Linked DNA regions of Homo sapiens: all the other regions are linked to region 1. Evidence: chromatin contacts called from ENCODE Hi-C or POLR2A ChIA-PET data. All regions are on one chromosome and are shown on one strand. Each heading gives the region's core, a stretch centred on a gene start or an enhancer-like site at or near the end of the contact. The rest is flanking DNA. Distances are from core to core; before and after follow the strand shown.

The links. Hi-C counts contacts between places; a loop is a spot of excess contacts on that map. ChIA-PET counts read pairs that join two places held with the same protein, here RNA polymerase II (POLR2A). Pooled maps may share reads with other maps.
Region 2: a loop to region 1 is called in a pooled map, with 4 times the contacts of the local background. The contact joins the enhancer-like site here to the promoter of PSMC1 in region 1. A Hi-C loop is called at or near these places in 2 of 50 pooled maps. POLR2A ChIA-PET finds 5 or more read pairs at or near these places in 2 of 52 experiments (H1 and activated naive CD4-positive, alpha-beta T cell).
Region 3: a loop to region 1 is called in a map of naive thymus-derived CD4-positive, alpha-beta T cell, with 25 times the contacts of the local background. The contact joins the promoter of LINC02321 here to the promoter of PSMC1 in region 1. A Hi-C loop is called at or near these places in 1 of 168 maps with a recorded cell type or tissue (naive thymus-derived CD4-positive, alpha-beta T cell), 1 of 37 single-sample maps with no recorded cell type and 13 of 50 pooled maps.

The regions. Positions count from the first base shown.
Region 1 is chr14:90,253,486-90,257,924 of GRCh38, forward strand. It overlaps PSMC1 (proteasome 26S subunit, ATPase 1), which reads left to right and starts at 3,068. Exons shown (of 11, transcript NM_002802.3): 1 at 3,068-3,115. The coding sequence starts at 3,113. RefSeq lists enhancers at 2,714-3,243, 3,119-3,358, 3,244-3,771.
Region 2 is chr14:89,508,656-89,513,094 of GRCh38, forward strand. It overlaps a transcript of FOXN3 not described here. Among named protein-coding and RNA genes, the nearest start is that of FOXN3-AS2, 65 kb to the right of the region's middle. Within about 2 kb of position 1,921, at least 9 of the 41 ENCODE cell types and tissues checked have a DNase peak (open chromatin) inside an H3K27ac peak, as active enhancers do.
Region 3 is chr14:90,825,893-90,830,331 of GRCh38, forward strand. It overlaps LINC02321 (long intergenic non-protein coding RNA 2321), which reads right to left and starts at 2,282. Exons shown (of 4, transcript NR_184259.1): 1 at 2,097-2,282. RefSeq lists a silencer at 2,313-2,572.

The DNA of each region.
Region 1 (4,439 bases), core at 1,818-4,317:
GCTAAAAATACAAAAATTAGCTGGGCATGGGGACGGGTGCCTGTAATCCCAGCTACTTGGGAGGCTGAGGCAGGAGAATCGCTTGAACCTGGGGGGTGGAGGTTACAATGAGCCAAGATTCTGTCACTGCACTCCAGTCTGGGTAACAGCATGAGACCTTGTCTCAAAATAATAATAATAATCAGAGTAGCTGATACCTAGAGTAATTGTCCTATGCCAAGTGCAATTCTCAGCATTTTACTTTAGTCCTCAAACAATGGCACCATGAAGGAGGAACTATAAAGGTCCCTATTTCACAGACGACAGAACTGAGACACAACAACACAGCTCACTGGTGACAAGGCTGGAAACGAGACCTGGCGTTAACCCCTTGGCTGTTTGATTAGTAATTATTCTTATTTTTTAAATAAAAAGTCATTCTGATGGCTTCTTCCAACACACGAATGGGCCCCTGGGCCACCAGGGTGTGGCTGCCCTGCTTTGCAGACCAGTGTTCTGGAGTTCCGGCTCTAAAAATGTGGTGTATGAGTCACCCAGCCTCAGAATCCCTTGGGGTATCTGTTAAAATGCAGGTGTCTGGGCCCTGCCATGGGCCTATAGAATCACAGTCTCTGGCGGATGGCACCAGAGTCTGCATTTTGTCAGCATCTGGGCTGGTTCTGATGTGCTTGAGGTTGCAGGGGGGCTGCTGAACAGGATGCACGCTCGCCTCTGGCACCTGCCCTCTGTCCACCCCGGCCCCGCCCCCTCTGTCCACCCTAGCATGAGCCCTCCGTCCACGTTTGGACACCTTCCTACCTCAGCCTCCATTCCATCTACTTTTGGCAAAAATCTCTTAAGAATCAAAAAACAAGAGTTTTATCCTCTCCGTATCCTCAGCCGGCAAGGTAGATAATTATCCCGTTATACAGATGAGAAAATGAGGATGACTTGCTGATGTCACACAGCTAGAGCAGAGCCTCCGGAGAGGAAACCTGTTGGTATCTTGATTTTAGCCCTGTGAGACCCAAGTTGAACTTCTAACCCAGAGACCTTCTAGCTTTGAGCACTACATTTATGGTCACTTTCTTTTTTTTTCTTTTTGAGATGGATTTTCCTTCTTTTCGCCCCGGCTGGAGTGCAATGGCGCAATCTCGGCTAACTGCAACCTCCGCCTCCCAGGTTCAAGCGATTGTCCCGTTTCAGCCTCCCGAGTACCTGAGATTACAGGCATCTGCCACCACTCCCAGCTAATTTTTGTATTTTCAGTAGACATGAGGTTTCACCATATTGGTCAGGTTGGTCTTGAACTCCTGAACTCAGGTGATCCACCCGCCTCGGCCTCCCAAAGTGCTGGGATTACAGGCGTGAGCCACGGCGCCCAGCCCCTGTGCATCTCTTTTGCCCTATGGCTGACTCTCAATCCTCCCCACCCGGTTGACAGTCATCTCTGCAACTCTCCCTCTTTTCCACTTGCAACTTCCAACCTCCCCAAGTGCTGAGCACTCCAAGTAGTCTTTCTAATCCTCTCCCTGCTTTCTCTTAGCTGTCCATTATGTAGATAAACTTAAATTTTCTGCTTACTTTATGTCACTTCCTACAGCCACAATAGGAAAGTCTGATGCCAACGTTGGCTACTCTCTTCATTACTGGGTTCTATTGACTCGCCTTTAACCGCTGAGCTTCCACTGGGAGTTATGTGCCTGTTTCTGACTTCTTCACTATATGGTGTCTCTAATCTCCATCCTCTGCAGCTTCTACTGCAGGGCCTCTGCCCTGGCTGTTCCCTCTACCTAGAAAGCTCTTCCACCAGATATCTGAATAGCTTACTCCTTCATGCCTTACGGGCTTTTGCTCAAGTATCATCCAATTTAAAGTTAAAATCACCCACCACTGCTGCATGCTCCTAATCCTAGGCATTTTTCCTAGGCATTAATTTTTCCTATGGCATTTACCACTATGTGGCATACTATATATTTTACTATTTACTTGTTTCTTGTAAAATGCATTAGGGAAAGGATATTTATTTTGTTTTTTAAATTTTTATTAATTTTTTTTTTTGAGACAGAGTCTCGCTCTGTCACCTAGACTGGAGTGCAGGGGCGTGATCTCACTGCAACCGTCGCCTCCCAGGTTCGAGAGATTCTCATGACTCGACCTCCCAAGCAGCTGGGATTACAGATGCCCACGATGATGCCCGACTAATTTTTGTATTTTTAGTAGAGATGGGAGTTTCACCATCTCTATCCTATGTGTGATACTGTCCTATCGTGTGATTTCATGTGTCATGTACACTAGATGCCAGATTTGTTAACAGAGGTCGATAGTGCTAAGACTTTCTATTACCGTGTTGCAGTGATGATGAAAAGGAAGAAGTATACCTGTTGTGTGTTCATAAGGGAAATATTTTTAGTGTTTCACAACTAAAATCCCTAAATCAATCTGGAGCAGAAAAAAAATCATCCATTTCTCCAGTTCAGAAAGATGCAGTATTTTGAGCACTTGTTAATGAAATTTCCAGAAACAGAAGGGATTGTTGCCATTTTTCTGATGTCCTGGAGGGTGTAACAAATGAGGAACTTTACCAATCAGCTTCAAGATGAGGAATTTAAGACATTTGGCATCATCACAAGTCACAGGTCATCAGAAAAAGACAGGTTTAGAAGACTCGTTACACACATACTCCCAGATGTGCAGGTTAAATTCCAGAAGCTGAATAATAACTGAAATATTTGTGCAAATGTATATGTCAACTTCCCAGTTCCAAATACCATTCCAGTTTTTAGAACCATAAAGTTCTTCCCAGTTATAAATTTTGCATAATTTAAATATTTTATATTTTCACGATTGTCCTAATTCTTTGACAGTAGGGGTCATTGTCTTAAGTTGTTGACAAGCGCCTCATAACGGGTATTCAAAAATTTCTTTCAAGTAAAATATTTATAAAGTTCACTTTATGCTTATAAACTGCTGCGTTGCCCTAGACCGCCCGCACAAGCCCTTGGAGCACAACTTGGTCAGCGCAGAATTTGGTTCCTATCAGCTTCCGTAGCGTCCCTAACGACTTCCGCCTCTGGCGGGCCGCAGTGGTGGAGGAACTTCCGGCAGCGGCAGCTCAAGTGGCCAAGGCAAGATGGTGAGTGACTAAGGGTTTCTTTCCGCTGGTCGTCGCGGTGCGATGGGGTCTCAGCAGCCTGAGGCGAGAGAAAGAGGCGGCTGCCCGAGGAACTGGGACAGCCCTCTTCTCCTTTTGCCGGCCTGATCTTCTCGGCGGGTGGAGGCTCCCAGAGACCGCGCTCATGTCCACCGCGGGCCGGGGCCGACCAACGGGCCTTGCCCGGGGATCCTGGGGCCGGGGCTCAGAGCAGAGAGAGGGTCTCCTGCGTGGTCTTGTGGGGCGGCAGAACGGATCAGGCCGCTGGCTTTGCTGCTCCGCCGACCAGGGCTTTGCTGATCGGCGCTGGGAGTTTCGGGGGCGCCTCCTCGAGTCACCGGGAAAAATGCTTTTTGAGTCGGGCAGGTGAAGGGTGCTGGAGAAGAGGGTGGGATTCATTCCACCTGAGGAGTTGAGCGCGGAGTCGTGGAAGGCCTTTCGGAGCTGGGGGCATTTGAAGGAGGCCTTAAAGACGTTGTTATGACAGGCGGAGCTAAGACGGAAAGGGCCCGTGGTGCAGTAGTAATAATAAAAACAGCTAGCATTTATTCATCAATTCACTAAACAAGTATTTACTGAGCACTTGGTGTTTTGTTGTTGTTGTTAAACTTTTGGCTAGCTTCTGTTGTAGACACTGAGGATTGATTGAAGTCCCTGCCTTCATAGTGCGTACATTCTAGAGCAGAAGGCAGACAATCATCAGAAATATGTAATATGATGTCAGGGGTGGGGTGGTCATTGTTGTATGGTTATTGTATAGAAAGGGATAGCTTGGAGGAGTGGCTGCTTTTTATAGAGTCAGCGAAGGTAGCTCTGAGGAGGTGAAATTTGAGCGGACCGAAATTGAGGGAGTAACCCCTGCAGATGTCTGAGGGAAATGTGGTCAAGGCAGAAGATACAGCAAGTGCAAAGGACCTGAGATGGGAATGTTTAACCTGTATCATGAACGGCAAGAAGGCCAGATCTCATAGAGGTCTTTTTTATTTTAATTTTAATTTTTATTTTTTTGAGACGGAGTCTTGGTCTGTCGTCCAGGCTGGAGTGCAGTGGCGCGATCTCCGCCTCCCGGGTTCAAGCGATTCTCCTGCCTTAGCCTTCCAAGTAGCTGCGACTATAGGCGCCCGCCACTACGCCCGGCTAATTTTTGTATTTTTGTAGAGACGGCGTTTCACTCTGTTGGCCAGGCTGGTCCTGAACTCCTGACCTTATGATCCGCCCGCCTCGGCCTCCCAAAGTGTTGGGATTACAGGCGTGAGCCACCGCGCCCGGCCTCATAGAGGTCTTATACGGATTTCTGGGTAGTATT
Region 2 (4,439 bases), core at 671-3,170, 750 kb before region 1:
TTCTGATGCCCAAAGTCACAGATGACTCCAGACCATTGCTTCTCCAATGTTCGTGGGCCATGGATCACCTGCAGGCCCTGTGAGATGCAGGTTTCGATCCAGCAGGTGTGTGGTAGGGCTGAGATTCTGCATTTTTAACAAGCACTCAGGAGATGCCAGTGCTGCTGGCCCTGGGACCATGCACTGAGGAACAGGATCTGGAACAGCACCACTGTGCCCTTATGATTTTAGGCCTTTCCTGCCTTCCACATGACAGGCTTTGCATGTGGCAAAGAATAAAACAATCGCTATGGATTGGCCCTGTGGAGGGATGTCATATCACCTCCCTGGACACCCTCCCACCAGTTTTACATCACCTGCTATCTACCCCCAGCCTCCGCTCTACCCCCACTGATACTGCTCTGAGCTCATCTCCTACTTCCCTCCCTCTCACTCTGTTCCACCCACCCTGACCTCCCTGATAGTCTTGGAGTGGACCAGGTCCCTATCAGTACCTCCACACTGGCTGAGCATCGACCTGCCTTTCCCTCCCCTCCATCAGTGAAGGAATCTGCCCTGCCCTCTGGGTCAAAGTTATAGCACCCATGCTTGCATCTCCTGGACCTTGTTCCCTGCTTCATCTTTATCCATAGCACTTACCACTATTTGCAAATTATATACAGTTTTTTTTGTTGTTGTTTGTTTGTTTGTTTGTTTTAAGATGGAGTCTTGTTCTATTGCCCAGGCTGGAGTGCAGTGGCATGATCTCAGTTCACTGCAACCTCCACCTCCTGGGTTCAAGCAATTCTCCTGACTCAGCCTCCCAAGTAGGTGGGATTACAGGTGCCCACCACCACGCCTGGCTTATTTTTATATTTTTTGTAGAAACAGGATTTCGCCATGTTGGCCAGGTTGGTCTTGAACTCCTGACCACAGGTGATCTGCCCGCCTCGGCCTCCCAAAGTGCTGGGATTACAGGCATGATCCACCACGCCCAGCATTGTCCATCTCCCCACTAGGATGCCAGCCCCAAGAGGGCAAGGATCTGGTCTGTCTCATTCACTGCTGTATCCCAGTACAGGACACATAATGGGCACTGAAATATTTGCTGAATGAAGAAAGAGTTTAACTTTTAATGAAAACTGTAAAGTGCCAACCATCAATCTCAAGGACACCAATGAATTGTTTGCTTACATCTGCTATAAATAGTTTTAATCTGAATAAATGACTTCTTCGAGATTTCAAAATGACCCATTGTGGCAGATTGCAGGAGATAGTTTTATCCTGTCATGCAAGTATGGACATCATGGAGAAGGGCATGTTTCCCATGAAGAAGGGCATGTTCCCCATGTTTCCCAGCTCTCATTCACCAGTCAGCTTAATGGAATTCCCCCTTCCTCCCCATAGAACCCACATGGATGAGAGGCGGATAGATATCAGCAGGCAGACCTCCTCCTGGGAGAGGCCTCTCACCATGGGGGAAGATTAGAGAAAAGCAGGAGGCAGGAAGGAGAATTCCTCCATGATGCACATGAAAACCCTGAGGCTCAGGGAAGTTGAGTGACTTGCTCAAGGTCTCACTGCCAGTGAGACTGGGACTGGAACCCACGCATGCCTCCTAACTGCCGATATTCTGTATACATTGCTTCTCTTAACAAGTAGAATCTGCGACTGGTTTGAGAACAGCTTCAGTTCCAAAACTCATAAGAGGGATTCTGAATAAATCTTATGACAGCCACAGAACCAGAGAAAGTCAGATCTGCCAGGGAGCCAGCCCTGCATATGCACTGAGGGCAGCCACAGCTAAGCAGAGAGGGGTGTGTGTCCATTGCAGCTCCAGGACCCAAGCTGCCCTCTAACCTGACTGTGCATCTCCCCAGCACACAGCTCCGATCACACATGAGACCAGTGTGGAGAGGGGGTGGGTAGCTCCACCTCGACTCTCAGAGGAACCACAAGCACAGTCACACTCAGAGCGACAGGAAGTTGTCAGAGTTCAGAGACTGTAGACTGAAAAGAGTACCCAGACTAGGCACGGTGGCTCACACCGTAATCCCGGCACTTTGGGAGGCCGAGGCCAGCAGATCACTTGAGGTCAAGAGTTCAAGACCACCCTGGCCAACATGGTGAAACACCGGCCCTACTAAAAATACAAAAATTAGCCAAGCGTGGTGGTGTGCGCCTGTAAATCCCAGCTACTTTAGTGGCTGAGGCATGAGAATCACTTGAACCCGGGAGGCGGAAGTTGCAGTGAGCTGAGATCACACCACTGCACTCCAGCCTGGGTGACAGAGTGAGACTCCATCTCAAAGAAAAGAAAACAGTAACCAAATTCATCACCCCCTGCCTTTTCCCAAAGGCTTCTTCTCCTGTTCCATTACAAAAGTGCATGCCTGACCAATGCAGGCGTTCATGAGTGTCCAGAAGGTTCCCCAACTCATATTCCAATCATCCCAGCGGTAAAGCATCTCAAAAGACCTGCTTGGTGTCTTTCTTTCTTTCTTTCTTTTCTTTCTTTCTTTCTTTCTTTCTTTCTTTCTTTCTTTCTTTCTTTCTTTTCTTTCTTTCTTTTCTTTCTTTCTTTCTTTCTTTCTTTTCTTTCCTTTTCTTTCTTTTCTTTCTTTCTTTCTTTCTTTCTTTCTTTCTTTCTTTCTTTCTTTCTTTCTTTCTTTCTTTTTTGAGACAGTCTCTCTCTGCTGCTTAGGCTGCAGTGCAATGGTATAATCATGGCTCACTGCAGCCTCAACCTCTGGGCTCAAGCAAACCTCCCACCTAAGCCCCCTGAGTAGCTAGGACTACAGGCGTGCACTACTACACTCAGCTAACTTTAAAAATTTTTTTGTAGAGATAGGGTTTCACTGTGTTGCCCAGGCTGGTCTCATGGGCTCCAGCCACTGCATCCAGCCGACCTGCCTGGTTTATAACTCACATTTTAACTCACATTTACTCCAAGACCAACTTGCCCTGAAGCCTTGAGGTTACCCCCTACAGGACTGCACCTGAATTAACCTGTGCTCAGTGGTCTTTGCAGTCCTGATATGAAGAGTATTGTATTAGTCCATTCTCACACTGCTAAAAGGACATACCCGAGACTGGGTAATTTATAAAGAAAAGAAGTTTAATTGACTCACGGTTCTGCAGGGCTGGGGAGGCCTCAGGAAACTTACAATCATGGTTGAAGGTGAAGCAAACACGTCCTTCTTCACATAATGGCAGGAACAAGAAGAATAAGTGCCCAGCAAAGGAGGAAGCCTCTTATAAAACCATCAGATCTCATGAGCACTCACTATCACAAGAACAGGATGGGGAAAACTGCCCCTGATTCACTTACCTCCACCTAGTCCCTCTCATGATGCATGGGGATTAAGGGAACTACAATTCAAGATGAGATTTGGGTGGGGACGTGGCCAAACCATAAGTACAGACCCTTAGAGGCAAAAAGGACAGTTTGCTGCTTTCTCAGAGGGCACACCGCTGTTCTCAGCTCTTTCCCTACAACAAACGACCTTCTCTGTGACCCTCCAGAGCAGGACATGAAGCCATAGTGAGGGGCAGTATGACCAGCAGCTTGGGAACTGAAGGGGAAGAGACTTTTTCTCTAGGTTCTATGGCTGGGACCTGTGAATTGAACTGATAAAAGATTAACAGTAGAAAACGCATACGAATAATTATTTGATGTTAACATTTTTACACGGCATAGGGTAGGGAGAGGGGCTTTATAGAAAGACGTGAAAACCACAAGGAAGCGGTTAAATATACCATTTTAACAAAGAGAAGTAAATTGTGGAGATTGGACAAGACAAAGGAAAAGAGGGTTTGGGCTAGGGGCAGAAAATTGTGGGAAAGTGACTAGGAAATATATGAGGGAAACCCACGGAAGATAAGAGTTATTCTAGTAAGGTTTGTTTGTACAGACTCATCTCAGCATCTGCTCCCTAACTCCAATGATAAGAATGTTCTCCTCTTCCCGGTACGGGGAGGCCATCTTTCTCATGGAGAATTTATGCCTTGCTTTTAGGTAAAAAGGGGCAGGACAGAGAGCCCTACCGCACAACTGCTGTTTCTCAACTGCCTTCAGCTCAAAATAATCAATGTGTCAAAGAGACATATTTTGGGGTGGAATGTTCTGATCCCCATTGGAACTGTGAAGCAAGTACTGTCAGGTGGTGTGGGGGCAGACTTTCACATGTCAAGAGTGATGAGTGAAATATAAGAAAGAAACTAGGCTGGGTGTGGTGGCTCATGCCTGTAATCCCAGCACTATGGGAGGCCGAGGTGGGTGGATCACGAGGTCAGGAGTTCAAGACCAGCCTGGCCAAGATGGTGAAACCCCTGTCTCTGCTAAAAATACAAACATTAGCCGGACGCAGTGGCAGGTGCCTGTAATCCCAGCTACTTGGGAGGCTGAGGCAGGAGAATTGCTTGAACTCGGGGGTCAGAGGTTGCAGTGAGCCGAGATC
Region 3 (4,439 bases), core at 1,032-3,531, 570 kb after region 1:
GCCACTGCGCCTGGCAGAATGGTTTGATTTAAATGATGTTGTTGATTCACATATCAGGAGTTTGTTTGTTTGTTTGTTTTTTGAGATTAAAGTCTTGCTCTGTCACCCAGGCTGGAATGCAGTGGCACAATCTTGGCTCACTGCAACTTCTGCCTCTGGGGTTCAAGTGATCCTCCTCCCTTACCTTCCCAAGTAGCTGAGATTACTGGCATATGCCACCACGCCTGCCTAATTTTTGTATTTTTAGTAGAGACGGGATTTCACCATGTTGGCCAGTCTGGTCTCGAACTCCCGACCTCAAGTGGTCTGTCCACCTCAGCCTCCCAAAGTGCTGGGATTACAGGTGTGAGCCACCACGCCCAGCTGACATCAGGAGTTTTAAAGAGAAATCACGAACTAGGTGGGCACAAGGGACCTGGTTGTTCCTGGGGAGTTGTATCAGCAAACAGGTTTGAAGTTTGCACTTCGGACACGTTACTGTGAAAAAAAGAAACTAATTCTCATTTTGTGTGAAGGAGCCTGATAGACACAGGATCTGCTTCAGTGAGGAATTGTGAGTGATCTTCCCCTGCACAAGGCCAATAGGGTGCAAGGTTTCCACAGTTCAATTCAACAAACGTTTATTGAGTACCTACTATGTGCCGGACACAGTGTTAGGCCTTAGTGATACAATATTGTGTAGGGTATGGTCCCATCCCTCAAGGAACTCACAGTCTAGTGGGGGAAAGAAGTGAGCAACAGCTCTGCAGCCGGACCCAGAGGAACGCCAGGAATTAACTGTGGTGGGTGCTCCAGTAAGTCTTCCTGGAGAATGTTGCCCCCAAGCCAAGCCTTGAAAAAGGATCTCAGGTCCAGTCTGCTCACCAACCCTCACCATCTAACAAAGTGGTCCTGGGTTTTCAAAACTCTTGCACTCAAAATAGGGTCCCAGTATTCAGACATATGCAGTCCCAGATCACCCCCGACCATCAGATGAGAAAAACCCAACAATCTGGTCTCCTTTCCTGCAGCAAAGCACTTGGTGGTCAGAAGGGTTGGGGGTGAAGGTTTATGGGATCTGCTGGACAGCTGGTGAGGCATACAGACACTTCTGGTTATTATCTTTCTCCCAAATCAAATGCTAAAGGTACTAAAACCATGCTGACTGCATGAACCATTCCCTGGGGACTGGTAGGGCATTCCATTCCTCCCCACATTTGGGAGTCCAAACTGGGGTGGAGGGGTAAGAAGTAAAAGGTCTGGGTCAAGTGCTGCCCATCAGCTTGTTCATGATCAGGTACCCTTCAGTTTCCTTATTTGTAAGAGGAGAGTGCTAGTCAAGGAGGTCCTGGGCTCTGGTCGTTGATTCTGTCCTGTCAAAGTGAGAGTGGCTGGAATGGGATTGGTATATGGGTGCTCCCATACAGCTGAGGTTCCTTTCTGAGCTCTCAGGAAGCAAATTAAAAAAAAAATAATAATAATTACCAGGTGAGATGGCTCACAGCTGTAGTCCCAAGCACTTTGGGAGGCCGAGGCGGGTGGATCACCTGAGGTCAGGAGTTCGAGACCAGCCTGGCCAACATGATGAAACCCGTCTCTATTAAAAATACAAAAATTAGCCGGGTGTGGTGGTGGGCACTTGTAATCCCAGCTACTCGGGAGGCTGAGGCAGAAGAATCGCTTAAACCCGGGAAGCAGAGATTGCAGTGAACCAAGATCACTCCACTGCACTCCACCCTGGGTGACAGAGTGAGACTCCATCTCAAAAAAATAAAAAATGAAAAATAAAAATAAAACGAATAATAATAATAAGGCATCTGAAAAAACTCTTGAAGTTAGGAAACCTGGATTTGATTTTCATCTCTGTAACTGACCTGCCGTGTGACCTTGTGAAAGGCGTGTCCCCTCTCTGGGGGTGTCAGTGGACTAATTCCCGAGTTAGCTGTGGGGGGAGATGATCACTGGCATTTAACAGTAAGGTGGGGCTTCAGAAGTCCATCTACTGCGAAGCAAGAGAAAACTCCACGGAATACACGACTGAAACGAGTGGGAAGCCAGATGTGTCACGGACGTAGGGAGGGGAAGATGAAGGTCCCAGCAAAATCCCGGGAACATACCTGTCAAAGGGTCAGCGAGAAAACCAGTCCCTTGGCTGGTTGAAAGGAACACTTGATTCTTTGTCAGAAAGCAGCCTTGCGCTTCTAAGGGGTCTGCTGTCTGAAAGAAGCCTTCGAGGCTCGCAGACCTGGGGAAGAACTCAACCTGCCTTCAGCCCATGGGGACTGGGGCCGGCGCGGCTTTCTGGAATCGAACGGAACGAGGCGACCAGGCGCGGCGGCGGCAGCCAATGAGGGAGCCTCCTGATGAGGTCATGCAGTTCCTGGGCGCTTCATTGGCGGATCCTTCGCGGGGCCGCGGCGGGGGCCGCAGGGCGGAGCGAGGCGGGGCGAGGCGGGGCGGAGGCGGTGCCTGCCAGAGCCCGGACCTAAAACCGCGGTTCGATTTTCCTTATTTCCTCCCAGCGCTTATTTCCCCTGAGCGCGATGGGTCAGGCCCTTCTTAAGAGAGCAGTGAAAATACCCAGAAAAAAGGGCTTTTACTCACTCCAGAGACTGGGTTTACTTATTTTGGGTGAGCCCTCATTTTCTTTAGTAAAAGTGGAGGGTTGTTTAGTTTTGTTTCAATCCAGGCCAAACGCACTATTAACTCTAACCATTTAGCAACGCTGAGAGAATGTCCCTTGGTAGCCTTTTATTTGCCCACTGTGGTCCTCTAACCCGCTGTGTTGGGAGCACCGAACACCAGCTTTGTTCCACAGACGTGGAAACAGACCCAGGCGACTTGCCCAGGGTTATGTGGCCATTCAGTGGGACAGTGGGGGAACAGAGAACTAAGCTTTTGGTCCCTGCTGCCTGCCCAGGGGACCCACTCTCATGACCCTGGGTCACAGCCCAGGGCTCCCCACAGCCCAGGGCTCCCCACAAGGAAAGGCAGTCAAGTCAACCTTGCTGCTTCCTGTTGCAAGCTTTTGATACATCAGTTTCATTTTCAAAATACCGCCCAGAGTAGTCTATGGTCAGCAGAAAGATGCTGACAGCACTGTCTATTCTAGGAAGTTATTTTCGAATGAACTACAGTGTGAGGGACGGTTGGAATGTCCCTGATGCTGAAGGAGCCTGGCAGCTATTACGCTGGTCCTCAGCCCACCAGGCCTTCCTTTTTAAGAGGTATCTAGGAACTTGCATAATGCCTCTGTTTTGTTGCAGTCTAAGGGCGCTGACCCTTTGCCCAGAGAGAAGCGGAGTTTTAAGTGATGTGTACAGGACACTCTTCTAAGGATGAGACCCTGGCACTTGGCCTGGGCCCTCAAATATGCGTTGAATGACTGATACAGCCTGAATGCCTGTTATCAGACTCAGAGATTGTGTGGGCCAGGGAAGGCAGGCAGCAGAGAGAGTGCGGGCAGGCCGGGCGCGGTGGCTCACACCTGTAATCCCAGCACTCTGGGAGGCCGAGGTGGGCAGATCACTTGAGCTCAGGAGTTCAAGACTAGCCTGGGCAACATGGCAAAACCCTGTCTCTATTTTTATTTAGAAAGAAAGAAAGAGAGCGAGAGAGAGAGAGACAAAGAGAAAGAAAGAAAGAAAAAGAAAGAAAGAAAGAAAGAAAGAAAGAAAGAAAAAGAAAGAAAGAAAGAAAGAAAGAAAGAAAGAAAGAGGAAAGAGCAGAGTTAGATGGCCTCACTCGTGGGAGGATGCCATCTGTCATCTGGGATCTTTATCTCCTTTCCTGTATTTGAGGAATCCCCCACCAGAGACACTGAAAATGCCAGGCACTCACTGTGCCAGACCCCCTTGTTTCTACAGTGAGGGGTGGGGGACCTCAACCCTGCCAGGCAGACGCCACTCAGAAAGCAGGTGCAGGAGCGTGGGCAGCCTCAGCCTGATTCGGAGGCATCCCAGGTGGCAACTGCTCTGGCAGGCCATGTGAGTGGGGCTGGGGTGCACTTGGGTATCTGTGCCCAGCAGTGGTGGCAGCACTTTTCCTCCCTGCCAGACCAGTCCTGCGGAGGATGTCCAGCCTCCCAGCCTGGGTCCCTTCCTCCCAGAATGTGTGCACCTGATGTGATGAATTCCACTTCTACCTAAATCAGCCAGAGCTGGTTTCTGTGGTTTCTAGCAGAGAACTGGACTGCTGGAGGAGGCTTCCTGTAGGAGGGACAGGCACTGGCTAGGCAAGAAAGGATGGGCGCCCAGGTAGAAAAAATGGCACCAGGCTAAGGGTGGGGAGGAGACGGAGGACGGAGAGGCATCGTGGTACCATCTTCCTTCAGACCAAGTCACAAGTTTCAGAATTGTGTGGAAGGAAGCAAGTCACATTGCTGGGTCGGGTATCCTCCAGCCTCTCACAGGAGTTATAAAGGGTCCTAGGAGTCATGATTGGGCTGGAGGGGTTTCCTG